3 separate regions of the Homo sapiens genome follow, and regions 1 and 2 are each linked to region 3. A link is an interaction called in ENCODE POLR2A ChIA-PET data of the cell type or tissue named here. Cell type or tissue: MCF 10A. All regions are shown on one strand.

Region 1 (4,000 bases), 100 kb after region 3:
GTCACCACGTGATAGCAGAAATACCTTTAGCCTTGGAAGTTCTGAGGATTGCTCTGAACCAGCCACCTGCCTTCATGGTGAGAGATAAAGGAACTGCTATCTGGGAGCCCTGAGAGGTATACACTGTGTAGGAGGAGCTGACAAATGAGGTAGTACTAAGAAGACGGTTTGAGCCTAGTCGGAAATTCAGGTACGTCTAGGCCATCCAGAAATTGTGAACAAGTGATTCTTCTATCTAACTTGGTACGTTGAATGTCCTTGTGGGCTTAACACTGATATTCCCGGGCATCCAAAGTATCCAATAGGAAGGAAGAGCTCGTGAAACCATTCTGTGAAAGCCAGATTTTAGCCGATGTCCTGTGGTTCCAGTGCCTCTGCTTAAGGAATCTAGCCCTTTCCACCTCTCATTTGGTGTTTCTTTGGGATCCCATCTAGTCTAGGAGTGTGGGGTGGGAGGAAAGGGCAGCCAGAAACTGACCTTCGCACTTATCTCTCCTTTTGAAGGGGGAAGACGTTTTCATCCCGCTAATCTTGGGAATAAGAGGAGGAAGCGGCTGGCAACTGAAGGCTGGAACACTTGCTACTGGATAATCGTAGCTTTTAATGTTGCGCCTCTTCAGGTTCTTAAGGGATTCTCCGTTTTGGTTCCATTTTGTACACGTTTGGAAAATAATCTGCAGAAACGAGCTGTGCTTGCAAAGACTTCATAGTTCCCAAGAATTAAAAAAAAAAAAAAAAGAATTCCACTTGATCAACTTAATTCCTTTTCTTTATCTTCCCTCCCTCACTTCCCTTTTCTCCCACCCTCTTTTCCAAGCTGTTTCGCTTTGCAATATATTACTGGTAATGAGTTGCAGGATAATGCAGTCATAACTTGTTTTCTCCTAAGTATTTGAGTTCAAAACTCCTGTATCTAAAGAAATACGGTTGGGGTCATTAATAAAGAAAATCTTTCTATCTTACATGAGAATTTGCTGGGTTTCTGGACTGCGAGTCCAAAGTGAGAAGAGAAGGAAGGAAGAAGGATAGACCTATACTACCCTTGAACCTGCAAACCTAAGCTGGGAAGCCCTAGTTTCAGGAGCCCATCAGGTTTAGATCCTCACCTTCCCTAGAGGAGAGAATGGCTGGCCAGTGAGCTATATTTAAACTTTTTTTTTTTCCCCCTGAGAGACAGGGTCATTACCTCCTGGGCTCGGGTGATCATCCCACCTCAGCCTCCCAAATAGCTGGGATTACAGGCGCATACCACTATGCCTGGCTAATTTTTTTTATTTTTAGTAGAGATGAGGTTTCGCCATCTTGCCCAGGCTGGTCTCAAACTCCTGGACTCAGGCAGTTTGCTTGCTTCAGCCTCTCAAAGTGCTGGGATTATAGGCATGAGCTATGGAACCCAGCGAGCTATTAATACAAACTTACATGCTTCCTTATAAAGCTTGGTCCCTGAGACTCTGTGGCTGCTCCTGAAGCTCCCTGGTCAATGACAGAGAAATTAAAGGGTTTTCTGGTTTATCTTTTTATTGTGAATAATGTGTGGAATTTCCCAAAATGTGTTCCTTAGTGTGTGGTCCTGCAGGACATTGATGAGTATTCAGGTGTGGGTCTGATGCAGACTAATTGGCCACAGTTTGTCTTTCTCACATGGCAGCCCAAAAGACTGCTCTCAGGGAGAGCAGTTGTCAAAAACAGTACAGAGCCTAGTAGAGCAGCTGTCCCCCAGCAGGACTCTGGTCCCTGAAATGAAATTGCTTCAGAAAGTTTGCTTGGTGTAAGGAATTAAGAGGAGAATTTTAGGGGCACCTGCAACGGTCTGATGGTCATTCTAATGGTTTCTGCCTTCCATCTATGGCAGTGTTTCATACTGGCTTGGGACCCATTAATTGTGGTGTGACTATATCACAACAAGCATTTTTGTTTTCTAAACTTTTGATTTTGAGATAACTGTAGATTTAAATACGGTTGTAAGAAACAATACAGAGAGATCCTGTATACCTTCCACTTGGTTCCCCCACCATGCTAACATCTTGTATAATTGTTGTATAACATCACAGCCAAGAAAAAATCATTAGTATAGTCCACACACCTTCAGATTTGGCCGGATTTACGTGCACTGTATGAGATGTACATCTGTGCATTTTTATCATACGTGTAGCTTTGTGTGACGCCAGCATTTTTAAGCAATTGAATAGTATCAGAGTGCATTACATCTGTTAAGGGTAAGTGTTGATGTGGAAACGTATTTTAGTTACATATGCACATCATGACTGGATTGTAGAAATGTCTCTTGACTGTGAGTCACAGTGGAGAATTTTGAAAACCACAGGTCGTTCAGTCATCAGACTTGATTTTATTTCACTAAAATGGGCTGCTAGAGAGCTCAAGGTACTCTGATTTCTAATTGGCTGCTCAGGGTGCCCCTGACCACTTACTTCTGGTACTTGGAAAACCTAGATTAATTGGATATATTGACAGCAACATATGCATTCTCTACCCCATGAGTTATTTAAGGGGTTTTCAAGTGTAATTTTGACTAGAAGCAGTTTTTGCTCTTTTTTTGTTTTAATTTTAGTTTTTAGAGACAGGGTCTCACTGTGTTGCCGAGGCTGTACTCAAGCTCCTGACCTCCGGAGTAGCTGGAACTACAGGCACCTGCCACTATGTCCAGCTGAGTTTTTGCTTTCTTCCTTAGTAGAACATAACTAATGTTGGAGCTCACTGTACTCTTTTGCCAGTAGTAGGAATCCGATTTCTGGTAAGTACTGTAGGTGACAGAACCAAGGTTGCTTAGAAGATATGGAGTTAGGAGAAAAATGAAAAGGCATAAATATTTTCTACAGCAGTAAATCCTAAGGAAGTAACTAGTTCCAAGACACTGTCAACATTAAAAATCCATAGTGCAGGCTGAGCACAGTGGCTCACACCTGTAATCGTAGCACTTTGTGAGGATGAGGAAGGAGGATTGCTTGATCCCGGGAGTTTGAGACCAGCCTGGGTAACGGTGAGACTCCTTCTCCATCTCTATAAAAATAAATCTGGCTGGGCACGGTGGCTCACGCCTGTAATCCCAGCACTTTGGGAGGCCAATGCGGGTGGATCACCTGAGGTCAGGAGTTTGAGACCAGCCTGGCCAACATGGTGAAACCCCATCTCTACTAAAAAAAAATTAGCTGGGCATGGTGGCGGGTGCCTGTAATCCCAGCTACTCGGGAGGCGGAGGCAGGAGAATCACTTGAACCCAGGAGGCGGAGGTTGCAGTGAGCCAAGATACGCCATTGCACTCCAGCCTGGACAACAAGAGCGAAACTCTGTCTCAAAAATAAATAAATGTGTAGTGCAGCCTGGACAACATGGCAAGACCCTGCCTCTACAAAAAATAAAAATCGGCTGGATGTGGTGGTGCATGCCTGTGGTCCCAGCTACTCAAGAGGCTGAGGCAGGAGGATTGCTTGAGCCCTGAAGGTCAAGGCTGCAATGAGCTGTGTCGTGCCACTCCACTCCAGCCTGGGCAACAGAGTGAGACCCTGTCCCAGAAAAAAGAAAAATCCATACTGGTGTAAACCCGTATCCAGATTGACTCTTCTCTTAACAAGGACACACTTGGCGTTAGTATGGATCTAGCCTCAAAGACCCTCGTCACAGATGAAGCAGCCCATCGTGACCAGTCGAGGCCTTAGGACCGCAGGAGGAATGTCTCAGGATGAGGGTCAAGCACACTGAGGGTGTGGGCTGGAAAAAAGGGATCTAGTTGTTTCTTCCTAGTCTCAGGAAGCCAGTGCCCCAAGGGTTCACACCTGGTAAGTGTAGGCGTCCTTGGATATGGGCTGTAGAGGAACAGTTTGAATCCAGGTGCCGCCATCTAATAGCTATGTGACAGCAAATTTCTTAATCTGAGCCCTGGTAGCCTCATTTAAATTGGACATAATGCCACCTACCTGAGGATTTGTAAAAGGAAAAGAGAATAAATGTCTGTTACATCATAAGCATTATGATGCCTGTAATT
Region 2 (4,000 bases), 82 kb after region 3:
CTGTAATCCCAGTACTTTGGGAGGCCAAGGTAGAAGGATCACTTGAGCCTAGAAGTTCAAGGCTGCAGTGAGCTATTGTATCAATGCACTGTAGCCTGGACTACAGAGTAAGACCCTGCTTCCAAAACAATAATAATAATCGTAAATTTTGGCTGGGTGTGGAAAAATTAGCCAGGCATGGTGGTGCATGCCTGTAGTCCTAGCTACTCAGGAGGCTGAGGCAGGAGAATCGCTTGAACCCAGGAGATGGAGGTTGCAGTGAGCTGAGATTGCACCACTGCATTCCAGCCTGGACAACAGAGTAAGACTCCGTCTCAAAAAAAAAAAATCATAATTTTTAACATGAGTTTTCGAAAGGACATTCAAACCATAGCAGAAGGTATAAAAGGGGTTCTTGGTTTTTTGGGTTTTTTTTGTTGTTGTTTTCATTTAATTCAAAAACCTGGAAAGTAGCCAGCAGTAGGTTCTGGTTTGGGGGGAAAGACATGGAGAGTATACAACCTTCTGGACACCAGTATTAATAGCTAGCTAAGATTTCATTATTGACTGTCCTTTGCCTTAAGAGCTGGCTATGCACTGAGTAATTTTAAAGCATACAAGATCAGCAGACAAACAGATCAGTTCCCGAGAGTCCTGGTTTTTTCTCTTTATTCACCTGGGTTAGTGGCTCAGTCTGTACTTAGGTTGATAACTAACAATCTGTTCTCTCACTTGGAATTTGGCATCCTTTTGCTCTCTTGAAAACAAAACATGATTAAGTACAATGTAGGATCTGGAGGAGAACAGAGAACATATTAAGGGTGTAGTCAAGTCCTAAAAAAGGATGAGCTTTGATTAAAGATTCTCGGCCAGGCATAGTGGCTCATGCCTATAATCCCAGCACTTTGGGAGGACGAGGCGGGTGGATCATCCAAGGTCAGTAGTTCAAGATCAGCCTGACCAACATGGAGAAACCCCATCTCAACTAAAAATACAAAAAAAAATTAGCCGGGCATGGTGGCGCATGCCTATAATCCCAGCTACTTGGGAGGCTCAGGCAGGAGAATCACTTGAACCCAGGAGGCGGAGGTTGTGGTGAGCCGAGATCGCGCCATTGCACTCTGTCCCAGGCATAAAAAGATACTCATCTCAGTTTTGTGACTTGTTTGGTGACTAAATCCACTTCCCCTCTGTCTCTACTTTCCCATCCACCAAATGAAAGTTAGGAAGAATGCCAACTTAGGAAGAGCTTGGCAAGTGCAGTACTTTAAAAATAATGAAATTATCATGGCCTTTGGATTAACGTATTTGGTTTTGTTTTGTTTTTATTTTCTAGTTATTAAAGAGGGTGTACGGGAGTTTCTTGGTAAATCCAGAATCAGGTATGTAGTCATGTGAGCAACTATGGAATGACATGGGAAGAGAGGTGTCCTTTTTATATTATGCTTTTTTTACCCAAAGGATTTCGTTTAAATATTATTACAAATATTTCTGCATGAGCCCATTCCTAATTTCAACTCCGTCCATAAAAATAGCTTTTAAGGGGCTTTGCTTTGTCCAATATGGAACACAGTAGAGGTACAAAATTGATGTGTGACATTTTTAACATTTACTTGATGGGGCCACATGACTCTTACTTAATCTTTCAGCCAGAGGGCCACATTTGTTTGTTCATGGTGATTAAAATGGCTTTGAAAAGAATGAGCAAACATTGATTCCCACCCTCGGCCCTTAGTAATTCTGCATACTACATATTTGGAGAAAGAAGAGGAATATTCACCACACTATTCTTGTGATTTCAAGTAATAAAAATCAGACCCTTTCTTAATCCAGTCTTCTAATAGGTTGTCTCAACATTCATGGCCAGAGGAATTGAAAGGCACCGTGTCATCCTTGAATAGAACAGCTATGTTATACTGCTTTAAAAAGGAGGTTTAAAGTGGAAAAACTGAACAGCCTTTTTACCCTGTGATTCAGTGGCATGTCTCAAATTCTGAGGCATTTAGCAGGACCCCAAAGTGAGAACCAGGTAGTAAGACCATTGGAACATAATATTTTTTACTCAACTATTACAACTTTGGTACCTTGATTAGAAAAGTCTTCTAAGAAGGAAGTTCTCTGTCACTCTTAACAGCAGTTACTTGTGCTAGCTTATTTCATCACCTCACCTATTTTTTCAGACAGTCTCATTCTGTTGCCCAGGCTGGAATGCAGTGGTACAGTCATAGCTCACTGCAGCCTCCTCCAAATCTTGGGCTCAAGCAATCCTCCCGCTTTAGCCTCTCCGGTAGCTGGGAACTACAGGCACATGCCACCATACCCAATTAATTTTTTTAATATTTTGTAGAAACAGAGTCTCACTGTCTGCTGCCCATACTGCCAAAACAGAGTAAGGAGGTCTCAAACTCCTAGCCTTGAGCAATCTACCCACCTCAGCCTCCGCCTCCCAGAGAGTTGGGATCACAGGCATGAGCCACCATACCCAGCACCTTTTTTTTTTTTAATCTCCAAATTGGCGGGATGAATGTGTCACAGAAATAAAAGCCAAGATAACACTGTAGGCTTTTGGCAAAATCAAGGTATTAAAAGAAAGAAACAAACAGATCTAGAACAGAAAAATCATGTCCAAAGTCTTGGGCATGCTTGTCACAGCCAACATCCTGACATGGAAAGTTTATGTTTCTGTCCCTGGGCCTCCTTCTACCTCCCACTAAATCATAGACATTGCCAGATTGCAGACCCTGTCTTCATAGAAGTGTGAAATGTAAAAGTGTGTGAAAGTAGTGTCTCAACCAGGTGCAGTGGCTCACACCTGTAATCCCAGCACTTTGGGGAGGCCAAGGTGAGTGAATTGCTTGAGCTCAGAAGTTCAGGACCAGCCTGGGCAGCATAATGAGATACCTGTCTCTATAAAAAATACAGAAATTAGCCAGGCATGGTGGCAGCCACCTGTAATACCAGGTACTCAGGTGGCTGAAGCACGAGAATCGCTTGAACCCAGGAGGCAGAGGTTGCAGTGAGCTGAGATTGCGCCACTGCCCTCTAGCCTAGGCGACAGAGCAAGATTCAGTCTCGAGAAAAAAAAAAAAAAGACCGTAGAGTCTCTCCTCCTCTTTTTTAATGGGTTTATCTAGGCACGTTTGGAAAACTCAGCAAGTTATACTAGATTTTTACTTCTCTTCATCCTCAGTATATTCTGTTCATCATGTTAGAAGCCTTACTTAAAGACAGACTTTACCTTAGCTATAGTTTTATTTGCTCTTATTTGGCTTCCTAAAACTAGCAAACCTCAGCTCTAAATCTTTTCTTTTTTAATCTAACCTTGTAATCTGTGTGCTTATTTGGTTTTCAAGTACCCAAAATAGAATGATGATTGATATTATTTAATACTGGAGTGCCTCTCCAGTATTAAATAAAATGTGCTAAGCATTATCTAGAGCAAAGATTTAGCCCATCCTCCCGAAGAGCCCATGCTCAACAAAAAACACAGACCTCAGCCGGGCGCGGTGGCTTATGCCTGTAATCCCAGCACTATCGGAGGCCAGGGCGGGCGGATCACCTGCATTCAGGAGTTCAAGACCAGCATGACCAACATGGAGAAACCCCGTCTCTACTAAAAGTACAAAATTAGCCAGGCCTGGTGGCGCATGCCTGTAATCCCAGCTGCCTAGGAGGCTGAGGCAGGAGAATCGCTTGAACCTGGGAGGCGGATGTTGTGGTGAGCCGAGATCATGCCATTGCACTCCAGCCTGGGCAATAAGAGTAAAACTCCATCTCAAAAAAAAAAAAATACAGATCTCAGGAATGCTTTTGGGAAAAAATGAAATAGTAATGAGGTTTCAGATACTTAGAAGTGTGAAAGCCATACAGTTCTGGTGAAGTTATTCCCGTCAGTTGCCTAGAATATAAAATGATCCTCAGTGATGTAGAAATATTCTTGCAAAAACATCTCTAGGCAGTTTGACACTTATTAATCATTTGATTCTATAATCAAGTGTTCCAGCCGGCTTCTGGGAATTCA
Region 3 (4,000 bases):
GTTTTTCTGAATCTTCTCATTTTTTAATGTTTTTTAATTGTGTTAATTTTTTATAGAGACAGGGGTCTCACTATGTTGCCCAGGCTGGTCTCAAACTCCTGGCTATAAATGATCCTCCCTCTTTGGCATCTCAAAACACTGGGATTATAAGTGTGAGCCACAACCCCTAACCCCCAAGATAATCTTTTATAAATTTTTTATAAATTTATAAAATTTTCTCCTTTTCATACTATGAATCTGGGGATTTGTGGTTTTTTAAAAAATCAGGCAAGAGGAGGCCGGGCATGGTGGCTCACACCTGTAATCCCAGCACTTTGGGAGGCAGAGGCGGGTGGATCACAAGGTCAGAAGATCGAGACCATCCTGGCAAACACGGTGAAACCCCGTCTCTACTAAAAATACAAAAAATTAGCTGGGCGTGGTGGTAGGCGCCTGTAGTCCCAGCTACTCAGGAGGCTGAGGCAGGAGAATGGCGTGAACCCGGGAGGCAGAGCTTGCAGTAAGCCGAGATCACGCCACTGCACTCCAGCCTGGAAGACAGAGCGAGACTCCATCTCAAAAAAAAAAAAAAATCAGGCAAGAGGTGTGGATTTAGGCTTTTGTAGGGCAGGGATTTGTGAACACTTTGCTCCTGCTGTTCCTCAGGTACTGCGGGAGGCCTGACACACAGACATTGCTCCATTTTTTTTTCATAAATGAAGAAAGGATACAAATAGGGTCAAATGCTACAGAGAGGAAGTGTTGTCCGGAAATCCCATATGCAGAGACCTAGGGAAGGAGCTGAAGACTGGGAGAGGTTGACACAACAGTGGGGTAAGAGGGGGCAGGAAGCCAGAGCAGGTTCAACATTGCTGAGGAGGTGGGTGGATCAGGCACTGCAGGGGGATTCAACCAAATAGAAGGAGCAGAGGCCACCTCCTCCCTGGACATCAGATGAGAGACAGGGAGGAGAGGAGAGTAAGTGTGGATGCTGGTGAGGCGTCAAATTGCTGAGGAGCCTCCGGCCCAGCAGCCTTAGTTTCTTAGGTCAATGGGAGGCAACTAGCTGAGAGAGAAAGCAAGACCATGCACAACCTTGGGATGGCAAGCTAGAGAGGAAAGTGACCAAAATAACAAGAGGCCAGGAGAAAGCCGGAGAAAATCACTAAGTGGGAGGAATATAACAGGCAAGGAAATGTTAAATATGATAATAACATGAAATCAAAGCATGATGTAGGCTGATTTTTAAAAATGAAAAAAGATTGAAACATAATAACATGAAAACTGCATTAAATTATTCAACGAAAATAGTATGAACCTAAGCTGTACTGACAAGACATTGTGATGCTATGACACATGACATTGAAACATTCAAGAAGAAATACCGCAATGAAAAAATGTGGCTGGGCGCAGTGGCTCACACCTTTAATCTCAGTACTTTGGGAAGCCGAGGCGGGTGTATCACCTGAGGTCAGGAGTTCAAGACTATCCTGGCCAACATGGTGAAATCCCATCGCTACTAAAAATGCAAAAATTAGCCGGGCATGATGGCAGGTGCCTGAAATCCCAGCTACTCGGGAGGCTGAGGCAGGAGAATCGCTTGAACCCAGGAGGCAGAGGTTGCAGTGTGCCGAGATCACACCATTGCACTCCAGCCTGGGCGAGAAGAGCAAAATTCTAACTCAAAAGAAAAAAAAAAGTAAAGTAAAGAAAAATTACTAGAAGGTTTTCTGTTCAATTTTGCTGTGAACCTAAAACCACTCTGAAAAATCAACTCTTTATTGTTTTTTAATGCTAGAAGGCAATAAACCAAAATGTGCACTGGGTTGACTTTGAGTGGTGGAAATATGAGTGCTTTTTTTCTTTTTTTACCCTTTTTTTGGCTCTTTCTGTGTTCACACTCTGTACCTGTGTACCCCATGAGTCAGCCTGTGACTCAGCACCTCAGGTAGCCTTCCAAGGTCCCTCCTCCCACATGCATCCCTGAGGCTGCCTGTACCCATTTGCCAAGTTTGCCTCCACCCTCTACCAGTTCCAACCCGGCCACCTGCAGGGGAACAGGGCCAGGTTTCCCTGAGTGTGTTGCTGGCACTGCCAAAATCTCCCCAGTTTTTTTCACTTTCACTCCCAGCCCCATCTCCCTACTACTTAGGTGAGAAGCCCTGGACCTGGGTTGGTCTTGGCCTCAGCACTCAACTCCTGTAGCCCTCAAGGTCTCCCTAAGCCCCAACCCTGAGGCATTGCCTTTAGCAGGCCTGTGTGCTTTCCTCCTGACCCCCAGAAATGAGCTCCTCCCTAAGAGCTCTCAACCCTTCATTTCTTTCAGGGACATTGCTTGCACTGACTTACGTGAATTCCAGAGTGAGCCCAGTTTAGGTTCAAACTGAGACTCTGCTCAATGTTGCTAATCTCCCCTCACAGACTTGAAGCACCCTTTGAGCAGTGGGCCTCAGACCTTAGCTGCAAAGTGGAGCAGAAAAATAGGACCGTAGCTGATGAGATGTGGGATCAAGGGAGGGTTGTTATAAGATGGGAACTCCTACAACAGGCTTGTGAGCTGATGGGCAATCCAGAAGAGAAAAAAATGGATGTCACAGGAACAAGGATATACCTTGATCACTTTCCAAGCTTTATCTTTTCATCTCAAAACATCTCTTGGAAAGAGGTATATCTCAACTCTCCTCCCAACTCCCTGGAGCTATGACATCATGTAGGAAACACTGCCATCACAGTTAGAGGATTTGGAGTTACATCCCGATTTCCCAGTGGACTTGCCTTTCCAAGACTTCTCTGCTGTGATAAATAATGTTTGCCATTTATGGAGACCTTAGTCTACCCTGAAAGCCTGGCATACATTACCCTGAACCTTGACAACAAGCTTCCAATGCTGCCATCCCTTCAAGGAGGGAGGGGTCCAGAGAAGTTAAATTACTTGCTCACGATCACACAAGTCGGGATAGACTAAGCCCTAGGCTACCGCAAATTCACCCTGTGGCTCTCTCTCCACCACAGCACCTCTCTGTGTGTCACACAGCAGTTGAGAGCTCAGACTCCGAAGGCAGCTGGTCCTTGACTTAAACTCCAGTTTTGCCACTTACCCGCTGCTGTTATCTTGAGTGAGGGACTTAATCTCTTTGGCCCTTATTTTCCTCTTCTGTAAAATAAGGATAATAATAATTCCTACCATCAGGTCTTGATGACCATTAAATAAAATAATTTATGTAAAAAGTGTTTTTTTCAGTGCCTGGCACAGAGTAAGTCTTCAATTATGATATCACGGGAAACACACTATACATATAAGGATTTAGATAAGGGTTCTCCTTGTGTTGTAGAATCTAAAATAGAATTCAGGGATCAAAGTGACAATTTCATGGAAATAGGGCGGAAGCAGCTGATCTTTGGGTCTTTTTTTTTTGGGGGGGGGGGGACAGAGTCTCACTCTGTCACCCAGGCTGGAGTGCAGTGGTGCGATCTCAGCTCACTGCAACCACCACCTCTTGGGCTCAAAGCGATTCTCCTGCCTCAGCCTCCCCAGTAGCTGGGAATACTACAGGTGTGCGCCACCATGCCTGGCTAATTTTTGTATTTTTAGTAGAGAAAGGGTTTTGCCATGTTGGCCAGGCTGGTCTCAAACTCCTGACCTCAAGTGATCCACCCGCCTCAGCCTCCCAAAGTGCTGGGATTACAGGTGTAAGCCACTGCACCCGGCCTGGGTGCCTTTCAACAACTCGTTGCTCTTCCCTTGCAACAAAGCCCTCAGGAATCCCAGATTGCTCCTCTCTCTGTCTCCTTGCAAAATCTTCCAACAGATTAATGTTAGCATCTAAGTCCAAAGTGCGGTCCTACCAGTGAGCACAGACCTACCTGTTAGTGAGAGGCTGAGCTTACACGTTGGACTGGAGTGTGCCCATTTGCTCATGAAGTTGAAGGCTTAGAAAAGAGGATCCTATGCTGGAGAACAATTTCAAAACTCCATTCTCATCCCTGGCTTAATGACTGAAAGAATTCCCCCAACCCAGGG

What was found. ChIA-PET counts read pairs that join two places held together with the same protein. Peaks named below come from ENCODE experiments on the same cell type or tissue, not always from the same donor. Only the 100,000 strongest peaks of a DNase experiment are listed, where the experiment ranks them.
Region 1: POLR2A ChIA-PET joins it to region 3 with 5 read pairs; 4 of 35 experiments call an interaction of 5 or more read pairs at or near these places.
Region 2: POLR2A ChIA-PET joins it to region 3 with 5 read pairs; 2 of 35 experiments call an interaction of 5 or more read pairs at or near these places.

Annotation. Positions count from the first base shown.
Region 1 is chr2:218,253,387-218,257,386 of GRCh38, forward strand. It overlaps ARPC2 (actin related protein 2/3 complex subunit 2), which reads left to right. Exons shown (of 11, transcript NM_152862.3): 11 at 505-962. The coding sequence ends at 529. Among named protein-coding and RNA genes, the nearest start is that of GPBAR1, 5.6 kb to the right of the region's middle. In MCF 10A, no CTCF peak of the experiment used is centred here; no DNase peak of the experiment used is centred here.
Region 2 is chr2:218,233,037-218,237,036 of GRCh38, forward strand. ARPC2 (actin related protein 2/3 complex subunit 2) reads left to right here. Exons shown (of 11, transcript NM_152862.3): 5 at 1,316-1,361. Among named protein-coding and RNA genes, the nearest start is that of TRY-ATA1-1, 11 kb to the right of the region's middle. In MCF 10A, no CTCF peak of the experiment used is centred here; no DNase peak of the experiment used is centred here.
Region 3 is chr2:218,151,001-218,155,000 of GRCh38, forward strand. No RefSeq gene overlaps it. Among named protein-coding and RNA genes, the nearest start is that of CXCR1, 14 kb to the right of the region's middle. In MCF 10A, no CTCF peak of the experiment used is centred here; DNase peaks (open chromatin) are centred at 1,401 and 1,991.